Regions from separate parts of the Homo sapiens genome. Here all the other regions are linked to region 3. Evidence: chromatin loops called from intact Hi-C (ENCODE). Cell type or tissue: A673. All regions are shown on one strand. Each heading gives the region's core, and the rest is flanking DNA. Links, peaks and the distances in the headings are about the cores only.

Region 1 (10,695 bases), core at 860-8,859, 720 kb after region 3:
TCCTCAATCTGAACGTTGGCCTGCCTTGCTAGATTAGGGAAGTTCTCCTGGATAATATCCTGAAGAGTGTTTTCCAACTTGGTTCCATTCTCCCCATCACTTTCAGGTACACCAATCAGACGTAGATTTGGGCTTTTCACATAGTCCCATATTTCTTGGAGGCTTTGTTCCTTTCTTTTTATTCTTTTTTCTCTAAACTTCCCTTCTCACTTCATTTCATTCATTTCATCTTCCATCACTGATACCCTTTCTTCCAGTTGATTGCTTCGGCTCCTGAGGCTTCTGCATTCTTCACGTAGTTCTCAAGCCTTGGCTTTTAGCTCCATCAGCTCCTTTAAGCACTTCTCTATATTGGTTATTCTAGTTATACATTTGTCTACATTTTTTTCAAAGTTTTAAACTTCTTTGCTTTTGGTTTGAATTTCCTCCTGTAGCTCGGAGTAGTTTGATCATCTGAAGCCTTCTTCTCTCAACTTGTCAAAGTCATTCTCCATCCAGCTTTGTTCCGTTGCTGGTGAGGAGCTGCGTTCCTTTGGAGGAGGAGAGGCGCTCTGCTTTTTAGAGTTTCCAGTTTTTCTGCTCTGTTTTTTCCCCATCTTTGTGGTTTTATCTACTTTTGGTCTTTGATGATGGTGATGTACAGATGGGTTTTAGGTGTGGATGTCCTTTCTGTTTGTTAGTTTTCCTTCTAACAGACAGGACCCTCAGCTGCAGGTCTGTTGGAGTTTGCTAGAGGTCCACTCCAGACCCTGTTTGCCTGGGTACCAGCAGCAGTGGCTGCAGAACAGCGGATTTTCGTGAACTGTGAATGCTGCTGTGTGATCGTTCCTCTGGAAGGTTTGTCTCAGAGGAGTACCCAGCCGTGTGAGGTGTCAGTCTGCCCCTACTTGGGGGTGCCTCCCAGTTAGGCTGCTCGGGGGTCAGGGGTCAGGGACCCACTTGAGGAAGCAGTCTGCCCCTTCTCAGATCTCCAGCTGCGTGCTGGGAGAACCACTGCTCTCTTCAAAGCTGTCAAACAGGGACATTTAAGTCTGCAGAGGTTACTGCTGTCTTTTTGTTTGTCTGTGCCCTGCCCCCAGAGGTGGAGCCTACAGAGGCAGGCAGGCCTCCTTGAGCTGTGGTGGGCTCCACCCAGTTCGAGCTTCCCGGCTGCTTTGTTTACCTAAGCAAGCCTGGGCAATGGCGGGCGCCCCTTCCCCAGCCTTGCTGCCGCCTTGCAGTTTGATCTCAGACTGCTGTGCTAGCAGTCAGCGAGACTGCGTGGGCATAGGACCCTCTGAGCCAGGTGCGGGATATAATCTCCTGGTGTGCCGTTTTTTAAGCTCGTCAGAAAAGCGCAGTATTGGGGTGGGAGTGACCCGATTTTCCAGGTGCCGTCTGTCACCCCTTTCTTTGACTAGGAAAGGGAACTCCCTGACTCCTTGCGCTTCCTGAGGCAATGCCTCGTCCTTCTTCCGCTTGCGTAGGGTGTGCTGCACCCACTGTCCTGCGCCTACTGTCTGGCACTCCCTGGTGAGAAGAACCCGGTACCTCAGATGGAAATGCAGAAATCACCCGTCTTCTGCATCGCTCACTCTGGGAGCTGTAGACTGGAGCTGTTCCTATTCGGCCATCTTGGCTCCAGCGACTTTTTTTTTTGAATTTATGTCTCCCTAAAATGTTTTTCCCTTTTGTTATCTCTTGGTTTAAAATAAGAAGGAACATAAAAACCCACAATTGGGGGAAGGAGGGCAGTGGAGGGAGGGAGTGCATCAGGAAAAATCGCTATATATGTATTTGTTATCTCATATGTTTTGTTTTGCTTTTTAATTTTTTTTTTGAAACACGGTCATGAGACTAAATAATTTTTGTAATTTTGGTGGAGATGAGGATTTGCCATGTTGCCCAGGTAGTCTTGAACTCTTGGCTTTAAGCTATCCACCCCCCTCAGCCTCCCAAAGTGCTGGGATTACAGGTGTGAGCCACCACACCTGGCTGCTGCTTCTTAATTTCTAATTTTGTTTTATAGTGGCAAAACAAGAAGTTTTGTGTAACTTATGCTTTTTGAAATGCATTGGAATTCTCCTCGTGGTCAAATACATGACCACATCAGAAAAAAATAGCTAATAGAAAGGAAAGAAAGAGGGAAGGAAGGAAGGAAGAAAGGGAGAGAGGGAGGGAGGGAAGAAGGAAGGAAGAAAGAAAGGAAGGAAGATTCATTTACACCAGACAACCCACTAAAAGTTTTGAGTTATTGTAATCAATAAAATACAAGAAGGAAGAAAGGAAGGAAGGGAGGAAAGGAGGGAGGAAAGGACAGAGGGAGGGAGAAAGAAAGGAAGGAAGAAGGAAGGTTCATTTACACTAGACAACCCACTAAAAGTTTTCATTTTAATAACTATAACACCATCAACCATTCTTTGAAAGCACATCTGTTGGCTTCCAGAGTTTCTTCATCTCTCTTAGACTTGTAAGGGGTTTAACGAGCTCAAAAAGACACACAAATATTAAGCACCTACTCTGTGCCTGGCATCAGATCTATATTTAATTCACTTTGGGTATTTTCTGAAAGAAAGATGATTTTCCATAACCAATTCCCAAACCAAGAACATGCATGCATCTGTGTCCGGCAGAGTGGAAGTAATGAACATGAATGCCACCTTTGCTAAATTCTGAAATGGACCTAAATGCACCCAAATTCTATATAAAGTCATATTGCTAAGCTTTGATTCATACCTAATTTCCTCAAATGGGAAGGGTGGAGGATTAGTTGAATGAAGGGCTGCTGTAGAAAGAGCAACACATATGTCTTCTTGGCAAATGTCTGCTTTTTTTCCAGTTATTAGAGTTAGTGCCAGCACAGGAAGGGAGCAGCAGGGGCCAGAGTTGTTTTTCCCCTTAGAGCAACAGGGAGAATGTACCAGAGATAAGACTCACCCGGGTGTTTGGCTTTTGGAAATGAAAATAGAATTGCTGTATACATGTCAGCTTGATCTGGGAAGGCTGAAAATAGGGGTGGGGGTGCAGGTAGATGTAGAATGGCCTGAGTTAAACCCTAGTTAGGGAAGAAAAGACAAAAATTTGAAGGCAGCGACTTTATCCCTAGCACACAGGGTCTCCCAGGCTGGAGGACATCCCCACTTGGTGTATGTCACTGGTCAGTGCTGCCCACTGTCTGAGGTCCAAGGGAGGTTGATAGGGACCCCGGACTCCTGGAGGAATAGGCCTCTAGTGGGTGTGTTGGTGGGGACTGCAAGTGGGGCAGGGGACTGGGAATCTTTGAGTTAGGTGGGGGGTCATTATTCTCTCTAGTGTGTAGGAAATTCAGTTATCTGAAATGGTTTTGAGTACAATAAAATGCATGGTCCTGTATTAATCTCAATCCTTTGCCAGTTATATATTCCACAATATATAGACTTTTGTCTTGCTTTACACACTGTTGTAATACCTTCTATGATGGTAAGTTTTATGTGTCAACTTGGTTAGGCTATGGTGCCTGCTCGTTTGGTCAAATGCTAGTCTAAATTTTTCTGTGAAGGTATTTTAACAGTGTGATCGACATTTAAATCAGTAGACTTTAAGAGATGTGGGTGGGCCTCATCCAATCAGTTAAAGACCTTAAAAGCAAAGACAGAAGTTCCCTGATGAATGAATTCTCAAGACTGCAAAATTAAAAACCCTGCCTAAGTTTCCATCTTGCTGCGCTGTGGAATTTGGACTCAAGACTGCAACATCCACTCTGACCTGAATGGGCTGGCCTGGCTTATAAATTTCAGACCTGCTGTCCCCTGTAGCCTCAGGAGCCAATTTTTAAAAAATCTCTTGATAGTATTGATACATAGGTAGATAGCTAGATAGATAGAATAGACATGCTTTTCTGTTTCTCTGGAGAACCCTGTCTAAAACACCTTCTTTTCAGGAAACTTGTTTTGTTTTGATGTAAAATCATGCGAGTCCAGGATGCAGTGCTGGAAGAAGCCTTAGTCCATTTGGCCAATGGTAGCAAATCTGTGGCTCAATTGCAAGAATGCCCTGGGGCAGACCAGAACAGCCCTTTTTGCTGAGTGACCGTCAGATTCTCCTGGACTTCCTTACAGCAGGAGAGACACCCCTTGCTGGTATCCCCAGCCCCCTGCAGGCAGCAGATGCTGCTGTCTCACAGGCAGCCTGGCCTTTCTCCCTGTATTGTCTGACCCACCACTCCAGCAAAAATTAGGAATTCTGAGTAGAAGGAGAAGTAAGGTTCTTCCCAGTTCTGCAGTTGTAAAACTTTAACTTTGTTGAATGTTGGAATTAAAATGGCAAAACCTCTACCCCAGGCCTCTGCAGGTTGCCCCATGGATTGGCTGTAGAAGAGAGCCTGGCGAGAAGTAATTAACCACAGATCACTAAAAGCTCAGTGGAAAGGCCTGTGTCCAGGAATTCCTTTTGCCAGAGGTCCTGGGAGCGTTTGCTGCAGAGAAACGAGTTTGCAGATAAGCACTTTTCTTTGTGAAGTCTCCTTTCCCAAGCTCTGTTAGCTCCCAGCTCTGTTTTCAGCTGTGAGGGCTGTCTTTTCATCTTGAACTTTACATATTCTTCTAGCTTAGCCCAGTCACACAGAGCTCTTTGGCAAGCTACTCTCTCTCCCACTGCGAATTGTTGGGTACCAAGGCAGGGTATAAAGTTCAGAGTCGGCCAACTTTTCCCCCACAACCCTCTTACTCCGCCTCTCTTTGTGCTCAACAATGGATTTCAAAATCTTTGGTTTTCTTTGTCATCAGAAAAGATGTTGGAGTCAAACAAAGAGGAGAGCAAAAATTCCAGACGTTTTGAGTAAATGAAAGTGTGTGTGTGTGTGTGTGTGTGTGTGCTGGTGCAGTCTCACTGCCACCCCCAACACCACTGGTTAGCATTGTAACCCTCAGGAATGTATATCATTTGGGGTTGGGTTAGTGGTTTGAGCAATGCTCCTTCCAACTTCCTGCTGGAAAATTTAACCTCTCTTTAGTCTTTAGAGAGGCAAAGAAATGAACACATTTCTACTTGTTCTACCTGCAACACATCTCTTGATTCCATTCCCAACTGCCCACTTCTATAGTTCTGGCCTTTTTTTCCTTTCCCTGGGTTGTCATAGAATGTACTGACTTTTCTTGACATCTTTTGCCACCTCCACAACCTTGTTGCCCCTGCAGCCAGAGTGACCTTTCTAAAATGTAGCTCTGACCACCTTGTTGCTTGTCACCTGTAGAAATCAAGTCTAAGTTTGTGCAGGGGCAGCCAGAGTGCTCCTGGGGCTCGGGCCCTGCTTACCCCTCCCAGCCCTCTCTGAAACAATTCTGAGTGTTTCTCTCTGCAATGCATGTACGTATATACATGTGTATGTATGTGTGTGTATGTATGTATGTATTTCAGCAGCTGTGTTCTCTTCTTGAAATGAGCTTCGTTTGTATAAATTCTGCCACCCTCCCTAAATTCCTCTGAGTTCTGATCTACTCTGTTTCCCCTAGAGTGAGAAGTTTATGTGGTTTTCACTGCCTTTCTCCATCCTCAGTGTATCAACTGTATTCGCTTACCTTTCTGGCCAGCCTAAGGGTCCTGTGGGGTGGAAACCCTCTATCCATGATAGCTAGGCCAGCACAGTGCAGGCCATCTTGAATATCCTCAGTTAAAGCTTCTGAATTAACAAGATACATATCTAGGGTTTATGAGCTTTGGTTCTGCAGTTGAATTCTTCTGGACTTGAATCCTGGCGTTCTTGCTTAAGCCTCCTTTTTCTCCCCTGTGAAATAGGTGGAATCATATCAATATCAGAGTGCTGATGGTCAAAATTAATGGAAATAATGCATGCAACATGCTCCATGCATCCCTAACATGCAGTAAAACCTCAGTAGTCACCCTCATTTGAAATAACTGCTTGCCCTGCTTCCATGCTCCAGCCCTCTTCCGTGTCACCCTCTTTGTTTGCAGATCCCCTCCACCTCATTTCTATCATTAGCAACGTGGGGAAGAAAGAGTTAAGCCTGACTCTGTTCACCACAAATCCACAGGCACTAAATAAGGCTCTAACATTCAGGCTTTAAGTATGGGCTGCAGTTAACTATAAACAGCTGTTGCAAGATAATAGCCTTCTCCTGGTAAAATAAGGCCAGTTCCCCCCAACCCTCCCCTCACAATGAAACCTTTCTTGCACTTAACGTTCAGAACTGATAGATAGGTCTCAGTCTGGCAGTAATCAGAATTAAGAGATGGGGGCAGGGAGAAGAATTGTCAGGCTTCCCAGATCCAGTTGACATGTATACAGCAATTCTAATTCCATTTCCAAAAGCCAAACACTCGGGTGACTCTTATCTGCAGTACATTCTCCCTGTTGCTCTAAGGGGAAAAACAACTCTGGCCCCTGCTGCTCCCTTCCTGTGCTGGCATTAACTCTAATAACTGGAAGAAAAGCAGACATTCGCCAAGAAGACATGTGTTGCTCTTTCTACAGCAGCCCTTCATTCAACTAATCCTCCACCCTTCCCATTTGAGGAAATTAGGTATGAATCAAAGCTTAGCAATATGACTTTATATAGAATTCGGGCACCTTTAGGTCCATTTCAGAATTTAACAAAGGTGGCATTCATGTTCATTACTTCCACTCTGCCGGACACAGATGCATGCATGTTCTTGGTTTGGGAATTGGTTATGGAAAATCATCTTTGTTTCAGAAAATACCCAAAGTGTATTAAATATAGATCTGATGCCAGTCACAGAGTAGGTGCTTGATATTTGTGTGTCTTTTTGAGCTTGTTAAACACCTTCCACGTCTAAGAGTGATGAAGAAACTCTGGAAGCCAACAGATGTGCTTTCAAAGAATGGTTGATGGTGTTACAGTTATTATAAAATGAAAACTTTTAGTGGGTTGTCTGGTGTAAATCAATGCTTCCCTCCCTCCCTCCCTGCCTTCCTTCCTTCGTTTCTCTCCTCAGAAAAATTTGATGAGATCCAGAGAAATTTACTGGTTTATAGAGTCAATAAGAAAGTTAGCAGCACAGATGGGGGATGGATGCACCAACCTCTCTGACTCCAAGACCAGTGATTTCAATCAGCTCACATTGAAAATCATGACTGAAGTAATGGTCTCTGAAACTTGGGCAAACAAAATTGAGGAGAAATGTTTGGAGGGAACAGCACTCAGGAGTTTAATTTTGTTTATGGCTGTGGTCTCAGGAGAAGTAGAAAGGCCTGTTGATGTCTGTCTCCAGCTAAATCATAAATCTTAGACCCTGACAAGGCACAATAAATGCTATCAAATTAGTGAATAACGTATGGACTTGCTCCCTGCTCTGAAGGCATCCTCTGCAGCCATAACAAGGCAGTAATAATTAATGCTTTTGGTTATCCTCATTGAATATCATGAAACAAGTAGCCTGTGAGGTGGGTGCTGCAGTCATTCCCATTTGTAGATAAGGAAACTGAGGTTTGGAAAGATTATGACATTTGCTCATTGTCACCCAGCTAGGAAGTTCCAGAGCCAAGTTTCAAAGCCTTGTTTTCTAACCTACAGCTTGATCTCTTCACCTCTTTATGATGCCTTATTAAAAAATAATAACTAAACTAAAAAATCACTACTTTCTTATGAATCATGCAGCACCTTTTTTTTTTTTTTTTTTTTTTTTGTATTTTTCCCTTGTAAAAGTTAACATCCTTGGTGTTCTGGGAGGTAACTTCATCATTCCTACTACACATAGGTTAGATCTTAGGCTCCCATGAAGCACATGACTTGTCCAAGATCAGCCAATCTCGTTAGTAAGATACGGAGATTTCTAAAACAAAGTCCAGTGCTTTTTTTTTCATGACAATGTTTCTGTCTCTCTGGATATTTTATATCCACAAAGCATTATCAATATGGTGGTTTCAGCAAACACAAGTTAAAATCACCTTTCAAAAAGTGATAAGGCATTACTAAAATCAAGACAATCAAACCAACGAAAAAAGAATATGAAAGAAGGTTCAAGACTGTGTTGGGCAAGGATGGGAAATATGGCCCAACTTACGGTCCAATTTTAACCAATGACTCTACTCTGCCTGGAGGGCTTGCTGAGAAGGATCATGAGACCACTTCTGATGCTAATGGGAAAATGTCCTTTGATCCTGAGCAAAGTGGACTCCATGTTGGAATGGATCAGTGTGGCAGGAATGAACATGTTCTATTTGCCTCTCCAGACGTGCTCTGTTTTCACTCTGCTCTGTGCCTGACCTCTACCATCTGCACCAGGGGATTTCTTTACCCTCCAGCTTCCAGTTCGGTCTGGCCAACCTTTTTCAGTTTTCCCCTTTCCTTCCTTCCTTCCTTCCTTCCTTCCTTCCTTCCTTCCTTCCTTCCTCCCTCCCTCCCTCCCTCCCTCCCTCCCTCCTTCCTTCTTTCCTTCCTTCCTTTCTTCTTTCCTTCCTTCTGAAAAATTTGATGAGACCCAGAAAAATTGACTGGTTTATAAAGTCAATCAGAAAGTTAGTAGCAGAGATGGGGGATGTACCAACTTCTCTGACTCCAAGACCTACCTACCTTCCTTCCTTCCTTCCTCCCTCCCTCCCTCCCTTCCTTCCTTCCTCCCTCCCTCCCTCCCTTCCTTCCTTCCTTCCTTCCTTCCTTCCTTCCTTCCTTCCTCCCTTCTTCCTTCCCTGTTTTCTTCCTTCCTTCCTTCTTTCCTTAATATATGAATCCTGTTGCTTCTTCTCAAACTTCAAGGCTTTGATTCAGTGGTGCTCACCTCTGGGAGTCCTAAGACTCGTAGAACAGGAAGGATTTAACCATCATCCTTTTATACCATAAAAATCTCAGCAATGCAGATCCCTGGGGACATATTCTCAAATTAAATGTTGAGCTTCCTGAAGACAGGGATCAATATTATTTATTTCTCCATCCACGGTTCCTGATGTACAATTTTTACACAGTAAATGTTTATTGAGTTAATGAGTTATACTGGGTACTCTTACTTTCCATAGATCCAAGGCTTCTGCGCTTTAAACACTGAAGCAATTACTTATTTTATTTTGACTGTTTTGAATGAAAAATATTTTAAAAGCAAGCAAACAAGCACACAAACAGAAAAAACTATTGCCACTATTTCAAGTGCAGTATACACAACATTATTTGGATTTAAAAAATAATTTGGAAATATCTTTATGAGCACAGATTATGCTGCTCTGCTTAAATAAACTAAAGCTGTTAGGGGAAACTGAGGTGCACAAAGACACTTTGCCCCTGAACTAAATGTTTCTAGATGGTTTCGTGTTTTAAATCCTTATGCCTAATTGTTCGTGTACCCACTCTTCTCTCTTTCCAGTTACTGTTTCTAATATGCTGTGGGTTTGAATATCAGGTAATTACAGACATTTGAGTTCTGTGTAAAATAAGAGTGAAAAACCTGAATAAGTATGTGCAAATAAAGAGGGAACAGAATGAACATTGCCTTCTCTGACTGTGCAGAAGCTTTTATCCTTTGTTTCTTAGTTTCTAGATAATTTAAGAATGACATTAAATATGAGATGGCTGGGAGCTCACACCTGTAATCCCAGCACTTTGGGAGGCTGAGGCAGGTGGATCACTTGAGCTCAGGAGTTTGAGACCAGCCTGGGCAACATGGTGAAACCTGTCTCTACAGAAAATATGAAAATTAGCTGGGCATGGTGGCATTTGCCTGTGGTCCCAGTTACTCAGGAGGCTGAGGCAGGAGGATCGCTTGAGCCTGGGAAACGGAGGTTGCAGTGATCTAAGATCATGCTACTGCACTCCAGCCTGGGCAACAGAGCAAGACCCTGTCTCAAAAAAAAATAATGTGAAAACATCGATACCTAAGAATGACTGGGGAAAGCAAAACAAAACATCTGCTTTACTTTTTCCAGAGAAGGCCACAGGCCACTTTGCAGCACTTTGAAATGACATTGGAAATGACACTTTTGCAGAATTTTAAAGTCCATGTTGGAATCTCAGGTCCTTTAATATGGATTCTCAGTGGAGTCAAATGAATTTCAAATGCATAACTTCTGATTGCCACCTGAGATTACTTGTATTTTGGTTGCTGTCCTCAAAGTAGTCAAGGAGTGGCAGTGGCATGAGCTGCTCTGGGAGAAGAGGGGAGAGGAATCCAGATTCTAGAATTGAGTTGCTTGTCTTTATTGTGTGTCTCCAGAAAATCAAGCCCTCTCTGACCCTCAGCTTACTCATCTATAAAATGAGAATGACCATATACTTGACAACAGACTCCTCAGGTGGACATGAGAATGAAAAGAAGAAGAAAATACAAGAGCATTTTGTAAATGTAAATGTAGCATAAATGTTTAAGTGTTCCTCATGATGATGGTAAGGATGAAGGCTTATTCCCAAAGCTGGCAAGCTGGCAGTGAATCTCTGTACTGTCCTGGACTTCTGGGAGAGAATTTCTGGAACAACCACAGGAAATTTGAAATGCAACTTTCTATGGACTTAAGGGTCAAGCCTAAACACGTTCTCCCTAGAAGTCTGCAGGTTCAGCCAAAGTCAGTCTTACTTAGTCCCATCTTACCTTCCTCCCTTATAACTGCCACTTAGTGTTTAGGTCCAGAATAGGAACTATTTGTTCTAGGATGCTGCTATGCTTCTTTCCATCAGTTTGGCAGCCAAGGGACTCTGAGCTAACCTCAATTCTTTACTGCAGTAATTGTCTCATGCTAAGCTCTGATATGGTTACCTTTCCCTTCCTCTCTGTAGACTC
Region 2 (10,695 bases), core at 1,867-9,866, 75 kb before region 3:
ACTTGGTATGTTCTATGTGCCAGGTGTGGGGCTGGGGAGGGCTACCTTGTGTTACCACGGCCATCTTTCTAGGTGAAAACAACCCCATTTTAGAGATGGGAAGACTGAGGCTCAGGGAGGCAGCATGAAAACGCTGAACCATGGAGGTTGAGGCAGGGTTAGGTGGAGTGCAGAGTCCTGGGGTTGCTGGAGCTGAACCAGGGCATGCGGCCACTCTGCAGGAGTGGTGGCTCGAGCCAGGGTATCCCCTGGCTCGGTTTCTCTTCCTGACCCTGACACTGATGCTTGGTGTAACTTTGAGTCCATCCTTTCTTCTCTGGACCACATTCCCTTGTATTATGAAGCCATTTGGCTTGGTGGTAAGATTTCCCACCTCCGGAACCTTGTACGTGCTGTTCCCTCCGCCTGCAATGCTCTTCTCCCCACTTCTTTTTAAAATGACTTTGACTGACAAATCATAATTATATACATTTATGGAGTACAGTGTGATGTTTTCATACATGTATACAATGTGAAATAATTAAATCAAGTGAATTAACATATCCCTCACTTCATTTGCCTTTTTTTTTTTTTTTTGTGGTGAGATGTTTGAAACTTACTGTCTTAATTATTGAAATACAGTCACAAGTCACCTAACGACAGGGTGACATTCTGAGAAGTGCATTGTTAGGTAATTTCATTGTTGTGTGAACATCATGGAGTGAACTCACACAAACCTAGATGATACAGCCTACTACACACTTAGGCTATATGGTAGAGCCTATTGCTCCTAGACTACAAACCTGTACAACATGCTTCTGTAGTGAATGGTAAGTATTTGTAAATCTAAACATATCTAAACATAGGAAAGGTACAGTAAAAATATGGTATAAAAGATAAAAAATAGTACACCTATATACAGCAGCTCCATTACAATCTTTTGGGACCCCCATCATATACGTGGTCCACTGCTGACCAAAATGTTGTTATTCACATGACCGTATATGACATATATGATTGACAAGAGCCACCCTGTTGTGCAGTAGATCTCAAAACTTATTCCTCCTCTCTCTGTGACACTTTGTATTTTTGATTTTTTTTTGAGATGGAGTTTCCCTCTTGTTGCCCAGGCTGGAGTGCAATGGTGTGATCTTGGCTCACTGCAACCTCCGCCTCGTGGGTTCAAGCAATTCTCCTGCCTCAACCTCCTGAGTAGCTGGGATTACAGGCGTGCACCACCACACCCAAATGATTTTTGGATTTTTAGTAGAGACGGGGTTTCACCATGTTGGCCAGGCTGGTCTTGAACTCCTGATCTCAGGTGATGCACCTACCTCGGCCTCCCAAAGTTCTGGGATTACAGGTGTGAGCCACCAAACCTGGCTGACACTTTGTAACTTTTAATCAACAGCTCCACATTCCCTCCTCCAACTCTCCCCACTAGCCCCTGGTAACCACTATTCTATTCTCTACTTCTGTGAATTCAACTTTTTTTTAGATTCCACATGTAGATGAGATCATGTGGAATTTGTCTTTCAGAGCTTGGCTTATTTCACTTAGCATAATGTCCTCCAGGTTCATCTACATTGCCGGAAATGACAGGATTTTCTGCTTTTTAAAGGCTGAATAGTGTTCCATTTGTGTATGTATGTCACATTTTCTTTATTCATTCATCCATGGGATGGGCACTTAGGTTGATTCTGTATATTGGCTGTTGTAATAATGCTGTAACGAACACAGGACTGCAGGTATCCCTTTAACGATTTTATTTCAGTTCCTCTGGGTATATATGGAGAAGCGAGATTGTTGGATCATATGGTAGTTCTCGTTTTAGTTTTTCGAGGGACTCCCATACTGTTTTCTATGATGGCTGTGCCAATTTACATTCCCATCAACAGTGCACAAGGCTTCCCCTTTCTGCACATCCTCGCCAACGCTTGTCTTTTATTTTCGTGTTAATGGCCATTCTAACAGGTGAGGGGTGGCATCTCATTGCGGTTTTAATTTGCATTTCCCTAATGATTAGTGACGCTGAGTATTTTTCACGAACCTGTTGGCATTTGTACGTCTTCTTTTGAGAAATGTCTGTTCAGCTTCCCCACTTCTTGCGCAGCCAGCTCCTTCTCACTCTTCGGGTTTCTGCTCCAATGTGCTTTCCTCTTCTGCCTTCCCAACCAGACCTTACCCTGCCCCGCTCAGCCCCCTTCTCAGCCTCTGGTTTGGCCTTCGGAGCGCTTACCACCATTTGTAGTTCTGTTTGTGTCTGCCTCTGTGTTTCCTGCCTGTCTCCCATCTGGGTTGTGAGCCCCACAAGGTCAGGAACCCTGCATCTGCTTTACTGTCTTTGGTGTCCAGTGCCCAGCCCTGCCTCAGGCCCACGGTGGGTTGAATAAATGAGTAAATGAATGAATGAATGAATAAATGAATGAATGAGTCAATGAGTGTTGTCTGTGCCAGTTGGCAAGACACTTGGTCTGGCCCCACTGGGGGAGACGTGATCTGGGCTACCCAGGAGTCCTTGCTCCTTCATTGGACATGGCTCCTGGAAGCAGCACAGCCCTCTGGGGTGGGACACCCCAGCCGAAAGCAGGTGGGGGGAAATGGGGGAAAGCAGGTAGGGGACAATGGGTCTCCTGGGCAGCTCAATGGAAGGGTTAGAGTGACAAGAGTGTGGGTGGGAGAGTAACATCTCCTTGAGGCCCCATGTATTGGGCATCCTTCTGAGGTCTTGCCCATGCATAAGCTCATGCTCCCCGCTTTCTCACTTGTCCTTCTTATCCATTCAGCAACAGTTCCTGAGACGTTTTGCTTCTAATATCTCTTGAGCCCATGCCTCCCTCTTCATTCACTGCCTCCACTCTCCTAGCTACAGCCTCTCTCTATGGAATGAGCCACTGCAGGGGCCAAGCTTAGCTGCCCTCCAACTCCCTACCTCCAGTCCAGATTCCAGCCTGGTTGTTATGGTGATCTGTCCCCTATGCAAATCTGGGGACATCACTTCTTCTTTTTCCTTCCTTCCTTCCTTCCTTCCTTCCTTCCTTCCTTCCTTCCTTCCTTCCTTCCTTCCTCCCTCCCTCCCTCCCTCCCTCCCTCTCTCTCTCTCTGTTTCTTTCTTTTGATGGAGTCTACCTCTGTCGCCCAGGCTGGAGTGCAGTGGTGCAATTTCCGCTCACTGCAACCTCCGCCTCCCAGGTCCAAGCGATTCTCCTGCCTCAGCTTCCCAAGTAGTGGGGACTACAGGTCTGTGCCATCATGCCTGGCTAATATTTGTATTCTTAGTAGAGATGGGGTTTCACCATGTTGGCCAGGCTGGTCTCGAACTCCTGACCTCAGGTGACCCACCTGCCTTGGTCTCCCAAAGTGCTGGGATTACAAGTGTGAGCCACTGCACCCAGCCTGGGCACATCACTTTCAACACCCTTCCACGAGTGGAAGCCTTTCTCCACTGCCTTCAGGACCAAGGAGTACCCACCTCCTTGTGAGCCCAGTACCCAGCAGATGGTGGATTAGTACTTGTTGGATGAATGAGTGTAGAGATCTCAATGGGCCTTGCCTGCAGTCTCCATTTGCATCCGCCCCCCAGAAAGAACAAACTGAGTAAATTCTGGAAATCTGTGTCCCTCTCCCACTTCATGTATCAGAGAATGGCATGATGAGGAGGCAGAAAGGAACCTGAGAGGCTGTCAAGGCCAAGAGACTGATTTTACAAATGGGTCAACCAAGGCTCGGAGGTGGGTGTGACTGTCCCGGGTCAGGAGCAGAGCTGGGAGGGAGCACTGGGATGGGTGTCAAGAGACTGGATTCTAGTTCTGGCTTTCACACTGACTGGCTGTGCAACTCTGCGAGGAAGATCACTGCCCATTCTGGGCTCAGCCTTCACATCTGCAAAATGGAGCAGCTGAGCTTCGCGATGCCCTCCCTTCAGCTCTGACAGTCTGAGATGTGGGGACTGCATAGAATATCCTTACCTCCTGTGTGTTTTCTGGGTGCTGAGAATGTCCCAGGTATTCTCAGAGTCTAACCACGGGACTGGATATTCTTTCAGAGAACCTAGGTATTTTCGGCTTTCTTCCCCCACATGAGGAGTGGTCAGGAAGGATCAGAGGGAGGACCCTGCCCCACCTATCTCTCCTCACTGTGGGTTTCTACTCAGGCCCCACAGCACAGCCCCATCAGGGCTCTCTGGAGGGGCTGGGGGAGTGGAGCACCTTTTTGACTGCTGTTGTCTAGGAGGTTTGAACTGAGACTGGGTGTGCTGTGGAGGACTTGTGTTTCACCTGGGGCGGCCAGGAGGTGGCTCTGGTATCTGCTTTGTCTGTCCAGGGCTCTGGACAGAGGGATGTGTTTGTTTCCTGGGATGCCATCATTGCTGTCCTCCACCCAGACTGTCCCCTGTGGGCCACCTTTTAGCACCTGTCTCTTGTTGCCTCATCATTCTGCTGGCACATGTGTTCACCGGCTTTCAGTCAGTCTGTGAGGCTGCTTGTGTGCCTCTGAACAGCCTTCATGGGTGCTTGTCTTTGGAGCTTGGAGATTTATTAGAGCTAAAACTGGAAGGCCACGACTTCAGAGAAACCTCTTTTCATTAATTAAGTTGGGGGACACTCCTGGCTGTCTTTGTGAAAGGCTTTGGTTGTGGGCATTGTTCGTCTGTATTAACGAACCTGTGTGTCCTTGCTTTTAAAAAAAATTCTTCTTTTCTTTTTAGAGACAGAGTGTCACCATGTTGGCCAGTCTGGTCTCAAACTCCTGGCCTCAAGTGATCCTCCTGCCTTGGTTTCTGCCAAGTGCTGGGATTACAGGTGTGAGCCATCGCACCTGGCTCCTGTGTGTCCTTGAGTGTGTTTATCTTTTATATGTGTGAGTGTGTGCCAGCCAGATGTGTGCCCCTGAGCGTAAACATGTGTTTACATGTTTGTTGCATCAAGAAATTTCTTCCAGGCTATGTTTTTTTTTTTTTGTTGTTGTTGTTTTAAAAGGATCCCTCCTGCTCCCTTCTCTGTCCATTCTGGGCTCTTGGCTGACAAGAGCTAGTGGCCCATGGAAATGCTCCTCCTGTGGATGGAAAAGAAGAGTGCAGGCCACACCTTGGAGCCTTATTCTGCCTTTGACCTTGGTATGGTTGTGGGCAGAATGGCATCTCAGCACTTACCATGTGACAAGCCATCGGGGCAGAGGCCTGAAGAGGGGTCGAGCTATGCTTGGGAGGAGTAGGACAAGGGATCTTTCCTCATGCTGTGGAGTGATGAAGAACTCGAAAGTGATGGCGAATGCTTATGGGCCAGACATGGGTTCACATCTGTTTCAGCATGTGTTAGCTTTGTGGATTTTAGGAAAATCATGCTCTGAGCCTTGGGCTGGATCATCTGGGTAATGGCTAGGAGTATGATGCTTCATCGTAAATCCGATAATGGGAAGCTGCTGCAGTGGAACTGTCCCCAACTTTTTTGGCACCAGGGACTGGTTTCATGGAAGGCAATTTTCCCATGAACAGTGGAGGGGTGTTTTCGGGATGAAACTGTTCCACCTCAGATCATCAGGCATTAGTTTCTCATAAGGAGCGCACAACCTAGAGCTGTCGAATGTGCAGTTCACGATAGGGTTCGCGCTCCTACGAGAATCTAATGCTGCCACTGATCTGACGGGAGGCGGAGCTCGGGTGGTAATACTCACTTGCCCGCTGCTCACCTCCTGCTGTGCAGCCGGGTTCCTAACAGGCTACAGACCCATACCTCGTCCATAGCCCAAGGGTTGAGGACCTCTGCCATAGATGCTTCTGTGATGATGTACGTGTTCTGTATCTGTAATGGTCAATATGGTAGCCACTACCTGCATGTGGCTACTGAACACTTGGAGTGTGCTAGTGTGACTGAAGAACTGAAATTTCAGGTTTATTTAATTTTAATTACTTTAAATTTAAATTCAAACGGCTACATAATGACTAATGGCTACTATATCGGATCCACCACTAGATGGCAGCACTGGAGAATGTCAAGCAATGAAAGTGGCACAATCTAATTTAGTGTGAAATAAAGTGTGGGCAACTCTTTTCCCCCAAATGTATTCTTTTCTTTTGGTCCATGAACTTCAAGCCTTGGAGTGACTGACCTTTTTTACAGGGACACTAGAAGGCAGCAATGGCCAATCTCTTAATGCCCAATGCACAGTGTTTCTTAAATCCCCTGGTGATGTTTTGCTTGGCTGATGCCTAGCAAGGCTGGGGGGAATGGCTGGGAAACTGGCTTTGCTGAGCTCTGTCCTCTGCCAGAGCTGGAGGAAGGTGGGGTTATGGATGCTCTTCAAGGAAAGCCAAGTCAGCTTGTCACTTGCCCTCTGGCTCTGGGCTGCTCAATCTGCTTCCTGCTGAAACCAAGTTCAGTAGAAATAGAGGGAGGACAAAAGATAGCCTTCAAGCTAGAGTCAAGAGACCTGAATCTGAAGCTCATCTTGGCTGCTTGCCTGCTATGGGATCTCGGGCAAGTTGCTTGGCATCTGTTGGCCTCACCTTCCTCACCTGTGACTCGCCATCGCTGTGATGAGGACAATGATGCCATCTCTACTGACCCGGTACGAGGAGCTGCATCCATACTGCCTCATCATCTCCTTTTGGCTATTTGATGGGGTCTGGATGACAAAACCTCCAATTTGTAGTTAAGGCTACTTAGTCCCTGCCAGATGAGGGGATGAGAAGATTTACCTGGATCAAAAAGCTGGTGAGTAGCAGAGTCAGGACTCAAACCCACATCTAACTCCAAAGTCTGTGCTCTTTCCACCTTATCAAGCCAGCTGGCGTGGATGCTCTCTCCCTCAGACTGTGGGGATGGAGGGGATGATGACCGTGAGGAAGTGGAAGAGGAGGAGGGGAGCAGGGGTACATGACTTGAGTTTCTTCCAGTCACAAATAACTGCTGGACAGCTCTGCCCAGGGACCTGAACCTGAGGGCCTCAAAGTCCTCATCTGAAAAGTGGGCACAATTCCACAGTCGGCTTCCAAAGCTTGCTATGAAGATGAAATGGGATTTTGATTGTGAAAGTGCCTTGCACAGTGGGCCATCGATCAATATTTATAAAGCAATACGTATTCAGATAAAGGAGGCTTATGGGGCCAGTGAAGTGGCCTGGAGAAGGTGGTCCCACAGTCTGGGAAGGTCAGAGAGGAAGCGAGGGGAACTTGGGCTGGGAAATGGGGTGAGAAAAGACTCAGGGTCAGGGGAATTCATGGTCTCTGGCAGAGAAGACACTCCTGGCAGAAGCCAGGAGGCAGTGTTGGAAGCGCTCAGTGTGTATTTTGCTTTGTGTGTTCTGAGGCTCTAGCCCCTTACTGGGGGAGGGGAGGGCCCAGCACACAAATCGCAGGTGGCGAACATAGTTTTTTTCCGCTCCAGTTTTAGGGGAACCATCGATTATTCACACACACCACTGGGGGAGACCGCTCTGGTCCCTTCGGCATCTCCTAGGCTCTGTTCCGGGACGTGGGGTCTTTGTCCACTTCTGAGGGTGGCAGATGTTTCTGGTCCTCCTCCTATGGCTCAGTCTTTTTACTGCCTCACCCACCGTTCCTGGGTTCCCACTCTCCTGCATTGAGCCCCTGCTGGGGGTTTTCCATTGTTCTCCTTCTGGAAGGTGGTGGGGAAGCTTTGAAGGCAGAGGAGGAGAGGGAGAAGGAGTTTCCAGGCACGATATCTGAACATCCATCCACGTAACCCTCACACCACAGAGGTGAACTTCCTGACAGCGTGGGACACAGGCCTCATTGTGCCCCCCTTCCCCTTGAATTATAGTAAAAAATGTCCCTCTCTTTGCGATGTTAACCTTTGGGGTGGGGACAGGAGTGGGCAATGCCAGTCTGCAGGAAGAGGAACGGGGAGGTGGCGGGGGGGGGGCACTCCTTCCACCAGAAAGGAATTTGTTAAGGAGGATGGGGAGAAGACCTTGACCAACTGTTCTGGGAAGTGGGGGCCCCTCCAGCCCTCGAAGGAGCCCGTGCTCCCCCAGGAAAGGCAGCTCCAGCTCACCACCCTCTCCTCGGCTTTAGATTTTGGTGCTTGCTGAGGCTTCCTGGTGTCCGCCTTGCCTGACACATGCCCCACAGAGGAGAGTTCACACACGCAGCATCAACGGGAGCTTAGGGACAATCCCATTTCTTCCTTCCTTGCAGGGAAACTGCAGCCCAGAGGGTCAGGGACCACCCTCCCTGCTGCCCCCTGCTGGCAGCTGCACAGCTGAGTTGTTCCCCTTGCTGTCCTTGTGTTCCCACTCCTGTCCCACCCATCCAGGTGTCTGTGGGGTCTTCTGCTGGGGACTCTTAGGTGCCACCCCCTGTGCTAAAGAAACTACCCTGGGGGACCAGGGTGAGTCCAGAGAGGTTGTGTAGACTTGCCCGGGGTCACACAGCCTGAAAGTCATCAGCTGTGGGCTTGGTGCTGGGGTCGGGGACTTGCTTTGCTCCATCCTTGTCCCACTCCTAGGTGGAATCAGTGAGCCAGTCCCTTGCTCTCTGATATGGTTTGGCTCTGTGTCCCCACCCAAGTCTCATCTTGAATTGTAATCCACAAGCGTCGGGAGGTGATTGGATCATGGGGGCAGTTTCCCCCAGCTGTTCTTGTGATAGTGAGTTCTCAGGAGCTCTGATGGTTTTATAAGGGGCTCTTCCCTCTTCACTGTCACTCGCTCTCCTGCTGCCTTGTGAAAAAGGTGCCTGCTTCCCCTTCTGCCATGACTGTAAGTTTCTGAGGCCTCCCCAGCCATGTGGAACTGTGAGTCAATTAAACCTCTTTTGTTTATAAATTACCCAGTCTGGGGTAGTATCTTTATAGCAGTGTGAAAACGGACTAATACACTCTCCGTAAGGCTCCACAGCACCCACTCCCCAGCTGATGGAGTTTCCATTCGCCTCGCTTCTCTTTGCATAGAAAGTAAACACAATTTTTTGGGGAACATGGATTCTGGGCTTTATGCCTTCAATTCCTCCCTCTGAAAAACATATTCTCGCCTAATAATTTGAAGAAGAAAAACAGCCACTGAGAAGTGTTGCTTTCCAAGAAATGATATTTTTCTTCATGCTCCTTTTTTTTTTTTTTTTAATGTAGGAGGGTGAGAGCTGGGGATTAATCTGTACTCAGAAAAGATGAGAAACAGGCTCTGCTGTCTCCTGGACCACACTCAGGTATGACCTTGGACCAGGGAACAGAGCGCCAGGGGTTTCTTTAGCACCTGCCATTGACTGATTGGGATTGATTGATTCATTCAAGTATTTACTGAGTGTCACTCATGCGTCTGCCAGGTGGCATGGCAGATGCAATGAGGAGCCTAATACAGTCACAATCTCTGCTAGGACATCTTCTATGGAAAAGTCAGAGTTGTCTTTTTCCAATCCATTTCGCACTTTTGCCAGAGGGATCTTTGTAGAACACAAATCTAATTACATCATTCTGTTGCTTAAAATCCTCCAGTGCCTCCCCAGTGACTTAGGTCATGGGAGCTACAAACTCCTCCCAGAGCCTGTGATCTACCTTCCTCTCCCCTCTTCATCTCATCTCCCCCTCTACCTCCAACTTCCCTATCCAGAATGTTCTACTCTGTTTGACCCAGGACTATCTATGCTGGAGAATCCGAGATTTCTACACCAGCTCTTTTCTATAGAAATACAGTGCATGCCACCTGTTTAACATTTTCTAGTAGGTAAAAAGAAACAGGTGAAATCAACATTGATAATATTTATTTAACTCAATCTATCAAAAATGTTATCAAATTAGGCTGGGTGCAGTAGCTCACGCCTGTAATCCCAGCACTTTGGGAGGCTGAGGTGGGAGGATTGCTTGAGTCTAGGAGTTCCAGACCAGCCTGGCCAACATGGTGAAACCCTGTCTCTACTAAAAATACAAAAACTAGCCAGGCATGGTGGCACACGCCTGCAGTCCCAGCTACTTGGGAGGCTGAGGCAGGAGAATCACTTAAAGTTGGGAGGCGGAGGTTGTAGTGAGCTGAGATCACACTACTATACTCCAGCCTGAGTGACAGAGAGAGACTGTCTAAAAATATATACATGTATATATACACATATGTGTGTGTGTATATATATAGTGTATATATATAATCAAATCAACATGTAATTAATAAAAAATTATCAGTGAGTTTTTTTTACACTGTGACATTGAAATTTGGTGTATATTTTATACTTACAGGACATCTCAATTCAGATGTTAACATTTTGCTGGAAATACCTGATTAGCATTTAGATTTCATAAAGTATGAATTGAATTAAAATAAAAACAAAACATTTAGTTCTTTAGTTTCACTAGCCACTTAGCAAGTGCTTAATTGTCATATGTGACTGGTAGCTACCATTTTTATCCAGCATGTTCTACGTCAGGGTTTTCAACAGTGATGCTATTGAGTTTTTGGATGGATAATTCTTTATTGGAGGTGGGGGTGGCTGTCCTGTGTATCGTAGGATATGTAGATAGTAACATCCTCGGCCTTCACCCACTAGAGGACAGTGCATCCACCCAGCTGTGACAATAAAAAAGACTCCATAGGCTGGGTGCGGTGGCTCATGCCTGTAATCCCAGCACTTTGAGAGGCCAAGGTGGGCGGGTCACCTGAAGTCAGGAGTTTGAGACTAGCCTGGCCAACATGGTGAAACCCTGTCTCTACTAAAAATACAAAAATTAGCCAGGCGTAGTGGTGGGTACTTGTAATTCCAGCTACTGGTGA
Region 3 (10,695 bases), core at 1,296-9,295:
AGATCTCATGAGAACTCACTTACTATCATGAGAACCGCACCAAGAGGGTGGTGCTGCACCATTCATGAGAAACCCACTACCATGATGCAGTCACCTCCCACCAGACCCCGCCTCCAACACAGGGGATTACAATTTGACATGAACTTTGGCCAGGGACACAGATCCAAACCATATCAGTCTTTTTTCCATGACACTGAGCAAAAGGACCCAATCTTGGTCATATGTGTCCCTCACCCACCCCCAATGTGCCCAACAGAGTTCAGCAAGTGTTTATTGCACGAATGAGGCTAGAGATGCAACCAAGGAGACGCAGAGGAAACCAGCCTTGCCCCGCCACCTGCCCCCGCTTCCTTGCCTGTATGTCTGTTGACTTTTGCTTTCCCTTGGTTTATGCTCTAGGGGCCTGCGGGGTTTCTGAGCCTGGGCAAAACTCACTGAGGAAGGGAAAAAAATCTGCTCACCAGGTCACACAGCACATTTAAACAGATTAGGCAAAACCTCTCCCTTTCTCAAGACACTTCCATATATGGAAAATTATTGTAATGTACTGATTTTCTTAGCATGAGTCTCTTTACTGCCATCTTCTGGAAGTTTATGACAGTATACACATTTATGATTATGATGGATAGCAGGCAGTCCTTTGCACCCTAGGTGTGACACTCTTGTGCCACTTCTCTGTGGTGGCCATTCAGGGAGATGAATCTGGAACCTTCTGAAGCCTAGGAGAAGAGGTTTATGGATTCTATTTTTCTGTTTGGATTTGTTACCCTGGTCCTGCCCATTGTAAATCTCTGGGCTTCTTCGTGTTCACTACGCCCGCCCATACCTGATCTTGCCCTGGGGCCTGTAAGGAGTCTTGTTTAAATGCAAGCCATTGCAGGAGTGAAGGCTTAACATCCCATGAACTCCTTTAGTTTTCTGCCTCAGTTTCCTTGCTGGGCTGACAGCTCCGCCACCTGACCTAGCTTTGACCAGCCCTGGGACCTTGGCCACTGGAGGGTGCTATTAGCTGGGTTATTGCTGGGATAAACTTGACCACTGGACCTCACTGGCTGGGAACCTTTGAATGTCTTCTATTGGACTGTTAGTCATTCTCCTTTGGGGCTTACAAGGTTCACTCACTCAGTCACTCACTAATTCAATTCATGAGTTCAGCAGGTAATGACTAAGTCCCCACACCATGCCAGTACTGTGCTAGGCACTGGGGGATCAATGGTGAGAAAAACAAGCAAACAAGCACATGGGATGCAGCAGACACCTCTGGCACCCTGCTCATCACATTCCTTGGCCAGCTGTGATTTCAGTGCCAGCGACAGTGGCCGGTGGCCGTTTCCCTGACAGCTCAGAAAGCTTGCCTTGCTCTTACAGCATCCACTTCATGTATGGGACAGATGCCTGTTGGTTTTCTGCCTCAGGGTCTTCTCCAGCGTTGTGGGAACACTCTTAGCCCATGCAAGCCTGGCGGTGTGAAGGCACGAGTTAAAATGTACCCAGGATTTGTTTTAATCAGTATGGTCAGACACGCAGGCAGGGAGATGATTGTCATAAAGGAAGAAGTTTATACTAAGTACTCTAGAAATGGGAGGCACTGCACACTGCTACCTGGAACACATGGGAAGCGCCAGGGTCAGAAGGCAGAAGAGGGAGAGGGGAGAGCAAGGCTCAGAGCCTTTGTTGAGGATTTCTTGGGAAGGTGTGGGCAAGGCAGGGTAGGTAGACTGAGTTAGCTTAGGATGGATAGTGTGAATCACTGTGGAGGGCTCTGGGCTTTCAAGGTCATTCCTAGTTGTCTGGTTCTTGGCCCTGTAGTGATTTAGGGCAGAGAGAATATTGACTTGGCAGTTGGACGGTTGGGGGTGTGGGCTCTGGAACGATTGCTTTGTACATCAAAGGTGCAGTCACAGGGGAGTCCTTTGCTGTCTCTAGGAATTAGCTAGCTCTGGGAGGGGCAGTCTCTCCAGGATCAAGGCCCCAAATGCCGGAGCATCAGGAATACAGAAAATAAGAAAATGCAGTCAATACAGGGCATGAATCTTGTCCGGGGAAGCTCTCAGCCAATGAGGGCTGGGAGCTGGTGGATGAATGCTCCAGGCTCTTGGCCTTTAGGGGACTGATTCTGGGGACTTCATGCTGCTTGTCAGGAGGTCCCAGCTGCACTGAGCCTCTGTTGCCCAAAGCATTGATGACCGCAACACAACTTTTAATGATCTTACTCCTCCCTATGCCATTTTCCCTCAATCCTTCACTCTTGCTGTCTGGGAACCTCTCCCAAATAAACAACCTGCACTCCAGTCTTATCTCAGGCTGTGCCTTCTGGGAACCCCACATAAGCCACCTGACCCCTGCTGCCTTAGAGCTTTACACTAGGCTCGGGAAAAGCTTCCTGGAGAAGAAACCATTTTTCTTGCTGCTGAAGAAAGACTCATTGTGTCATGGGTGAAAGGGGTAGGGGGAGAGCAGTCGAGGCAGAGCGAGCCACACATGCAAAGGGCCTGAGGCTGGTGGGAGGAGCATGGCCTGTTCCAGGAAGGTGTCAGGGGCTCCCCAGACCCCCGTCCCCACAGATCCAAGTTCCCAGCATGCCTTGCACCAAGGTCCAGCCATTTACAAAGAAAGAGCGAGTCCATCTGAGTGTTGACACATTCAGCGGCTCAGGTAATGTGTTTATTTTTATTTTTATTTTTGAGACAGAGTCTTGCTTTATCACCCAGGCTGGAATGCAGTAGCACCATGTTGGCTCACTGCAACCTCCGCCTCCCGGGTTGAAGCAATTCTCATGCCTAAGCCTCCCAGAAAGCTGGGACTACAGGCATGCACCACCACGTCCGGCTAATTTTTGTATTTTTAGTAGAGATGAGGTTTTGCCGTGTTGGCCAGGCTGGTCTCGAACTCCTGGCCTCAAGCAACCTGCCTGTCATGGATTGGACATGTGAGTCACCAAGCCTGGCCTCAGGTAATGTGTTTTAATAAGCAGCTGTTTGGTGTCCTTCTCCAGGGTAGTGGTAATGGCAGGGAACAATGAGACTGATGGGGTGTGTGTGAATGGCACCCTTCTTGCCTTTCTCCATCCCAAGGTTTTATCAAGATTCATCCCTCTCTTGGTCCTGGGGTTGCAGGGCCTGACCGGCACAGAGGAATCTCTGTGTAGTTTCCAACACCACTCATTCACAAAGGGGAAACTGAATCCCGTGTTAATCTTTCCACTTCAAAGATGATTCCAGGTGAATGTGGGAGCCCAGTCTCAGAGACGCCCCTCTCCTTCTGGCTCTGGTTCCCCTCCCTCCCCTGTAGCCTGCCCACTGAACTGGGCCTCTGGGCTCAGCTCTGCAGTCTGCAGGCCACCGGGAGGAGGTGCGCAGAGATCTGGACGGGTTTACAACAGCTTGACTGGAAAACTTGGGGATTTCAGATCTCAGCTAAGAGGAAGTCTCTGGAATGCACAGACCCTAGCCCCCTTGTCTTTGGGGCCAGGCACAAAAATCAGGAGTTCAGTGAAGTTTCTGTCCTTGCATTTCTTCCAAGGGTGGGGCTCGAGAGAAGGGAGGGCCAGAGCTGAATCTGAAGCCACAGTGAGTCACTGTGCCACGGGCATCTTCTGAGGCTTGGAGAAGTCACCTAGACAGGCATAAGCTCCATGATGCATTCTTCTCCAAAACCTGCTTACCTCTACCCTGGTGGACCCATCCCCAGGCCAGCAGAGATAGAGAGGCCTGGGTGCATGGGATGGGGTGGGGCGGGCAGAACTCCTCTCCCTCCATTCAGCTGCCCAAACCTTGGCCTGGGCAGCTCCCTGTGTGTGAGCCCAGTCTGGGGCTCCCCGCCTCACTGCCTCATCCTGATGCCAGGCTCTGGAAAGGAGCTGGGAGACTTCTAATAAGGCTTCCTAGACCCCTCACACAAAATGGAGGCAGACGCGCTCCAGCACTGCCTTGTCTTAGAAGTAAATTTTCTCTTTCTGCCCCCTCTCATTCCTTTTCTCCCCTTTTCTCTTTTGCAATCAAGGCTGCCTGGGTTAAAATCCTAGCTTCCCCTCTACCTGTGTGGTTTTGGGTGAGTTCCTTAATCTCTCTCTGTGTCTCAGTTACCTCGCCCAGGAGGGGATAATAATCGGTCTGAGGTGAGGACTAACGCCTGAGAAGTGCTTAGATCCAGGGAAGCCAGGATGGGAAGGTGTGAGCTGTTACTAGGGTGGGCAGTGCAGACGGCAGGGGCTGTCCTTTTGGAATCCTAAATTTCACACAGAAAAAGGACATGGCTTCCGCTGCCTGAGTTTGAACTAAAGTCCGATGAGGAGAGGGGTCACACTGGAATTGCTAATTACACATTTAGGGGAAGATAAGTGTCTATCCTCTTTAGGCGGTGGGGTGACAGCAGCGGGCACCCTGCTGTCCGCTTTTAAATACATACAGATGGGATACCTCGTTTGCCCAGGCCAGACGCCAGGTGGCAGCCATTTCGGAGCGCTAGGGACGGGGCGGGCTGTCTGGGAACCCGGGGGCCACGCAGCGGGCAGGCAACCTTCTGCTCCAGGAAGGCGTGGAGACGCGGCCGCTGCGTGCAGGACTCCCGTAGCCGCCAGGGGGCGCTGTGGCCACGCGGCCGCCGCCGGCCTCCCAGCGAACCCGGACCCTGCGCTGCGCTCCCGGTTCGGCGCTGCCACCCCCAGCCCAGCCCTGGCGGCCCGCTCACAGGCCCCGCGGGGAGCACCCGGTCTCCTGCCGAGCGTGGGGACCCAGCTGAGATCCGCTGCCCCTCTGGCCTCAGTTTGCGCTTCTGCAAAGTGGCACCGCCTGCCGCCCGCGTGGCAGCTCCTCAGCTCGAGGCCTTCAGGTTTCTCTTCTCAGTCACTGGGCCCTGAACTCGGTGCCGCACTCAGCCAGATCCCGGCTGAGATCCCTCTGATCTCAGCACCAGAGAAGGCTGCTTTCCTCCCTCCCTCCTTCATTTTCTCCCCTTCCTCTCCCTCCATTTTTCCTTTCTTCCACCCTCTCCTTTCTCTCTTCGTTTCCCTCTCCTCTGCTTCTCCCTCCCTCCCTCCCGTCCTCCCTTCCTTCTTTTCTTCCTTTCTCCCTCCCTCCCTCCTTCCTGGGGCCTTACCTCCCCCCTCCCTCTCTCTCTCCCTCCCCTCCCTCCTCGTCTCTCTTCTTCCCTCCCTCCCTCCTTCCTGCTTTCCGTTCTTCCTGGGGCTCTCCCTCCCCCTGCTTCCCTGTCTCCCTCCCTTCCTCTTCTCTCCCTCCCTCCCTGTCTCCCCTCCCTCCCTCTCTCTAACTGCTGGTTCAGCAGAGGACTCTTGGTTTGATTCCGGGTCTCCCCTCCGCAGAGGGGACCTGCTTTCCTGTGCAGTGCAGGGTCTATCCTGCTGCCCCCAGCCCCCTCCCTCCCTCCCTCCCTCCCTCCAGGCATCTTTGACTTGATTGTTGGAACCCTGAACTCACCTTGGGCCGCAGGCCGCAAGTTGGACAAACTTGTTCTAGTGTGCTGTCAACAATGAGAGGGTCATTTCCAACTGGAGGGTGACAGATCACACAGAAATTCGGGCCTCCCCGTAACCCGAGTCCTGAGCAGGGAGTACCCTCTGGAAATACCAGCTAACACCATGTCTCCATGAAACTGACCAAGGAGTGAAAATCATTTCTTTCTGAAAGGGACGCTACACATTCATCCTTTTAAAGGCAGGGATAAAATATGGAAAGGGTCTAAAAGTGCTGCATCTCTCTGCCTCCTTGACCCCAGCCTCCCAGTTCCTCTTCCTGCAGGCAGCAATTGGTACAAGCTTCCTACATAGCTTTCCAGATACTCTGTGCAGAGAAAAACGTGTCAGGCCATATGTCTCCTTTAGAAAATATAGCACCGTAGACAGGCTGCTCTATACCTTGCTTTTGACTTAAAATATATTTTAAAAATGTATCTTAGAGACTGTTCAATATCACAATATGAGGTTGATCTATCTCTAGCTGAGTGGTGAAGAGGATGTCTCTGGGAGCACTACCTGAGCTTGAACTTGGGTCCTTCTCTTCCTGGCTGGTGACCCTGAGCAAATTACCTAACCCTTCTGTGCTTCTGTTTCCTCATTAAAAATATTAATACTATGTATTTCTTGAGGTCATTGTGAGCATTCAAGGACATAAACATTCTGCACAGGGCCTGGCACATGGCACATGCTCAATAAATGTTGGTTATTAGGATCCCACCTTGTTTACTTTATTTTTTCTTTTTGTTTTGAGACGGAGTCTCGCTCTTGTTGCCCAGGCTGGAGTGCAGTGGTGTGATCTCGGCTCACTGCAACCTCCGCCTCCCCAGCTGAAGTGATTCTCCTGCCTCAGCCTCCCAAGTAGCTGGGATTACAGACACCCACCACCATGCCCGGCTAATTTTTGTATTTTTAGTAGAGACGGGGTTTCACCATATTGGTCAGGTTGGCCTCGAACTCCTCACCTTAGGTGATCTGCCTGCCTCAGCCTCCCAAGGTGCTGGGATTACAGGCATGAGCCACCATGCTCTGCCATTTACTTTAATTTTTAAAAATCATGATTTAAACAGGAAATACTGTGCCCTGTAGTGACAGTTGCAAATGTAAGCTTTGGAGACCATCCTGTATGCTGGCTTCACCACTTGCCAGCTGTGTGTCTTTGAACAAGTCGTTTTTCAACCTCTCTGGGCCTCTGCCTAACCCATCTATAAAATAGGGATCATGAGTCTAATCACTTGTAAGGTTGTTGGCAGGTCAGATGAGGTAATAGATACAAAGACACTTGGAGCAGTGCCTGGCATGTGAGGAAGATGACGGCAGTATTAGAAATAACAGCAGTTAAATCCTCCAAGCACTCACCACGGGCCGGATACGGGAAGCATATGACTTTGCTCGGGCCTCCAGTACCTGTTCCATCTTTCTTGCAACCTTATCAAGCTCTCCCATGTACCTGGGACTGTTCAATATGTTCTATGCCTCTCTATGAAAGGGGCTACTGTATTATCTCCATTTTAGAGAAAAAGAAACTGAGGCTGAGAGATGTTGAGTAACTTGCATAAGGTCACACGTGCTCATAGAAGTCCAATGTATTATGTGTCTGATTCCAGACCTGGAGATTATGTTTTTTGCCCTCGCTGGGGCTTACGAGAGGGCCTACTCCTGCACTCTCTCCTTCCCCTGTCCCATTCCCTGTCCTCCTTTCCCCGCTTCCCTCTTCCTCATGCACCCTTCCTTCTCTGCTCTTCCTCATCTCTTCCCCCTCCTCCTTCCCTCCTTTTCCTTTTGTTCTCTTCTCCCTCTCCTCTTCTGCTGCGTTGCTCTCTTCTAACTCTCATTCCTTCTGTCCCCTCTCCCCTTGGCCAGAGTCCAGACTCAAGGGCTGATATCTTGTTGCCTTCGGGGGGACCCAGGCAGAAATACAAGAGCAGCTGCCCTTCCCCTCAAAGGACTGACCTACCCCAGGCCCTGCCAGACCAGCCCAGCAGGCAGTGTGTGTGTGTGTGTGTGTGTTTGTGGGTCAACCCGCATATATGTCAGCTTGTGTGAGACTTGTGTGTCTACGATTGTGCCCAGTTTCTCCATGGGTATGAATGGTTGTGTGTGTGGTTGTGTGTGTGTGGGGGGGGGGTAACAGGTCACGAGGTCCTGACCTGCCTCAGCCAGGGCCCCACCTGTGCACAGTGGGAGCGACTTTCAGCATCTGTGCCCCACCCTGACCACCCCAGATGGGGCTGACCGGCCGGGTCCTGGCCACCCAGTTGTCTGGAGCCTGAGGAAACTGGGCTCAGTCTCAGGCCTCAGGCTGGAATCACCCAGACCTGCATTTCCCACTGGTCCAGTTGCTTCTTGAAGATTTCTGAGCTCGTTGGGCTTATCCAGAAGTGGGCTGGTAACATCTGCTCAACAGGACCCTTGCAGGGGTCCTAGGAGAGAAGGTGTGTAGGAAGGTATGTGGCTTGTGGTTTCTGCCTGGCCACCTTACGAGGATCCAGATGCAGGGAAGAAACCACAGCCCTGTGGTCTCAGAGGTCTCTGCCTGTTCAGACCCACGGTCCATGCCTGGCTGCAACGTGGACACATACGCTCCCCCACAGTCCAGGAAAACCCGGTCCCTAAGCTGGGCGAGTTCTTCCTGTGGGGATCAGAGCCAGTGAGCATGCCTGGACAGCATGTGGGATGGGGTGTGAGTGCTCAGGGTCAGCCCCGCAGAGCCCCGAACGAATAGCCCGATCTTTCTGGAGCGTTTCCTGATGGGGTTTGCGAGGAACGTCTGCTGGGAGGTGAGTGGGGGTCCTGGGAGCCTGCTGGCCCCGAGGCTGAGCTGTCACTGCTGGGCTCTCCAGTGGTGGCCGCCAGGGCAGTTCCTGGCCGGCCCACTGCATGCACATCTGGATGCAATTGTCTGCAGCTGCTGGGGCGAGGCGTAGGCTGCGGTCGGGGCTGGATGCTACACTTGGAGGGACCTCACGGGGTGGGGGTGGGGTCTGATTGCTCAGAGACTGAGCCGCCTACTCAGAACAGGGAAGGAAGACCAAGGAGAAACAAAAGAAAGGAAGATGGATGGGGCGGTGGTGATGGGGGCCAGGAATGTCTTTTTGTTCTGAAGAACATTCTGGCTTTTCCCAACAAATCACAAAATCCAAACGGGGAAGCTGTTTTAACTCCAGTCACACCCATGTCTAAATCAAGCAAACATACCACACACACATGTTTTTGTTTCTAAACTCATCAAAGGAACTTCAGGCCTGTACAGGGTCCTAAAAATACATACTGAAAACTGCTCGTATTCCAGCCTCTCCTGTGCTTTTTTTTTTTTTCACGACTGAAAAATTTCCGGCAATTTTTGACATCCCTTGCTCTGACCTCAAGCAGCAACAGGCTTTATCTGATAGTGTCAGTGTTCAAATTCATTGAAGGCTGGTGGGGGGTCCAGCAGGGGAGAGGACAGGGGGTCTGTGGGGTGAAATGGATTGTTCTCTGGTCACAGAGGATGGCAGAACCATCCAATTCCACCCCTTCTTTTTTTTTTTTTTTTTTTTTGAGATGGTGTCTCCCTCTGTCATTCAGGCTGGCGTGCAGTGGTGGGATCTTGGCTCACTGCAAACTCCGCCTCCTGGGTTCAAGTGATTTTCCTGCCTAGCCTCCCGAGTAGCTGGGATTACAGACACCTGCAACCACACCCGGCTATTTTTTGTATTTTTAGTAGAGACGGGGTTTGACCATGTTGTCCAGGCTAGTCTCAAATTGTGACCTCAAGTGATCCACCGGCCTCGGCCGCCCTAAGTGCTGGGATTATAGGTGTGAGACACTGCACCCGGCCCCACCTCATCTTATAGCTGGAGAAAATTAGCCCAGATAGGACTGGTGACCTGCCTCAAGATACTCAGCCAAGATTCACCCCGAAGTGACCCAGTGCAGTGGGCTCTGGGCTCAGCTGTGTCCAGTAGTTTGTGTTACAACCTCTACAACTTACTTCCACATCAGAAACATGTCTGATTTGTGATGGAGGAACTCGGAGGCATTACAGTGGGACGTACCCTGTGCGGCTGGCAGAGAGCAGGCCTGGCTCAGCACTCCAGGACAGGGCCTCGCAACTTCCTTTCCTGCTATGTGTTGTTGGGGATAACTCACCTGGCCCCTCAGCTCCCCATTTGGAAGTAATAATAGTAGTAATGATATTAACATTTGTCATTGAATGAGCACTTACTATGTGCACTTCTCCCATTTCATCCCAGCTGACCTCACAACCCTTTCAGGTGGGTACAGCTATATTAGCTTGACTCTGCAGACGAAGCAACTGAGGCTCAGGCAGTTTAAGTGGCTTGTCTAAGACAGGGAGGCTGTGGTTGAACCCAGGCTTCTACCCTTCTCACTGAGTGCTATGCCCCCTGCCCCACAGGCTTGAGGTGAAGGCTCATGGAGACCTTTGATGGACAAGATGAAAAGGCCTGTGCTCCCCGTTCGAACAGTGGGGCCTGGTAGTGATTGGGGCGCAGATGACCTGGGGTAGACCCCACAGGCTTGAGGGGAAGGCTCATGGAGTCCTTGGATGGACAAGATGAAAAGGCCTGTGCTCCCTCTTCCAACAACCAGTGGGGCCTGGTAGTGACAGGGGCACAGATGACCCTGGGTAGAAATTCCCTCTCTTTGTGCTTCCTCCATAAGCCCTCCCTTCTCCCCTGGAGTCCCATGGCCTCTGCAGCTGGCCTGGCCCCTCGTGCTTTCCGGAGCCCATCAGCATTCCAGAGCCTTGCAGTGTGGATACTTTAGCGCCCAGTCAGGAAGCAGTGAGGCCCACGGGCAGTCTTATCCCGTGTTCTGCCATCCCCTACCATGGCCTGGACCGCCAACCGCTCATGTCTCTGCCAAGGCAGAATTAGGATGCGTAGCTCCTGCAGAGAGGGCGGATTTAACCAAGGCTCCCGCTGGCTGTCCTGCCCGGGCCCTTCCAAGTGGCTGACAGGAGGTCGAGGAGAGGGAACCCATGGCCGGTGTCCACGACATTCCGGACAACAAGGACATCGTCTCTGGGCTGGCTGCTTGCTCCCCCATACTGGGAGTAGCTGGAGGCTGGCAGGCACCATGCTGTCCTCCAGGCTGGCTCAGAGTGAGCACTTCATAAATGTCACTGACTGAGTGAGCGGGGAAGGTGGGGGGACTTCAGGAACACTCTTCCCTGGACAGGGAGCTTGGTGGGAGCTGTGAGGATTGCTCTGTGCCCACTA

What was found. Peaks named below come from ENCODE experiments on the same cell type or tissue, not always from the same donor. Only the 100,000 strongest peaks of a DNase experiment are listed, where the experiment ranks them.
Region 1: it touches region 3 in a loop (10-fold over the local background); 2 of 110 quality-filtered maps call a loop at or near these places.
Region 2: a loop joins it to region 3, with 2.4 times the contacts of the local background. A loop is called at or near these places in 15 of 110 quality-filtered maps.

The regions. Positions count from the first base shown.
Region 1 is chr16:65,542,055-65,552,749 of GRCh38, reverse strand. The region is part of intron 2 of LINC00922 (long intergenic non-protein coding RNA 922); the gene reads left to right. Among named protein-coding and RNA genes, the nearest start is that of LINC00922, 29 kb to the left of the region's middle. In A673, for the core only: a CTCF peak has its summit at 4,100 (motif pointing left); DNase peaks (open chromatin) are centred at 6,229, 8,219, 8,449, 8,759 and 2 weaker places; H3K27ac peaks cover 6,681 bases.
Region 2 is chr16:66,339,992-66,350,686 of GRCh38, reverse strand. No RefSeq gene overlaps it. Among named protein-coding and RNA genes, the nearest start is that of CDH5, 21 kb to the left of the region's middle. In A673, for the core only: CTCF peaks have their summits at 5,733, 5,938 (motif pointing right) and 8,206 (motif pointing left); DNase peaks (open chromatin) are centred at 5,966 and 8,166.
Region 3 is chr16:66,264,490-66,275,184 of GRCh38, reverse strand. No RefSeq gene overlaps it. Among named protein-coding and RNA genes, the nearest start is that of CDH5, 97 kb to the left of the region's middle. In A673, for the core only: CTCF peaks have their summits at 4,349 and 4,550 (motif pointing right); DNase peaks (open chromatin) are centred at 4,634, 5,144 and 8,414; H3K27ac peaks cover 3,647 bases.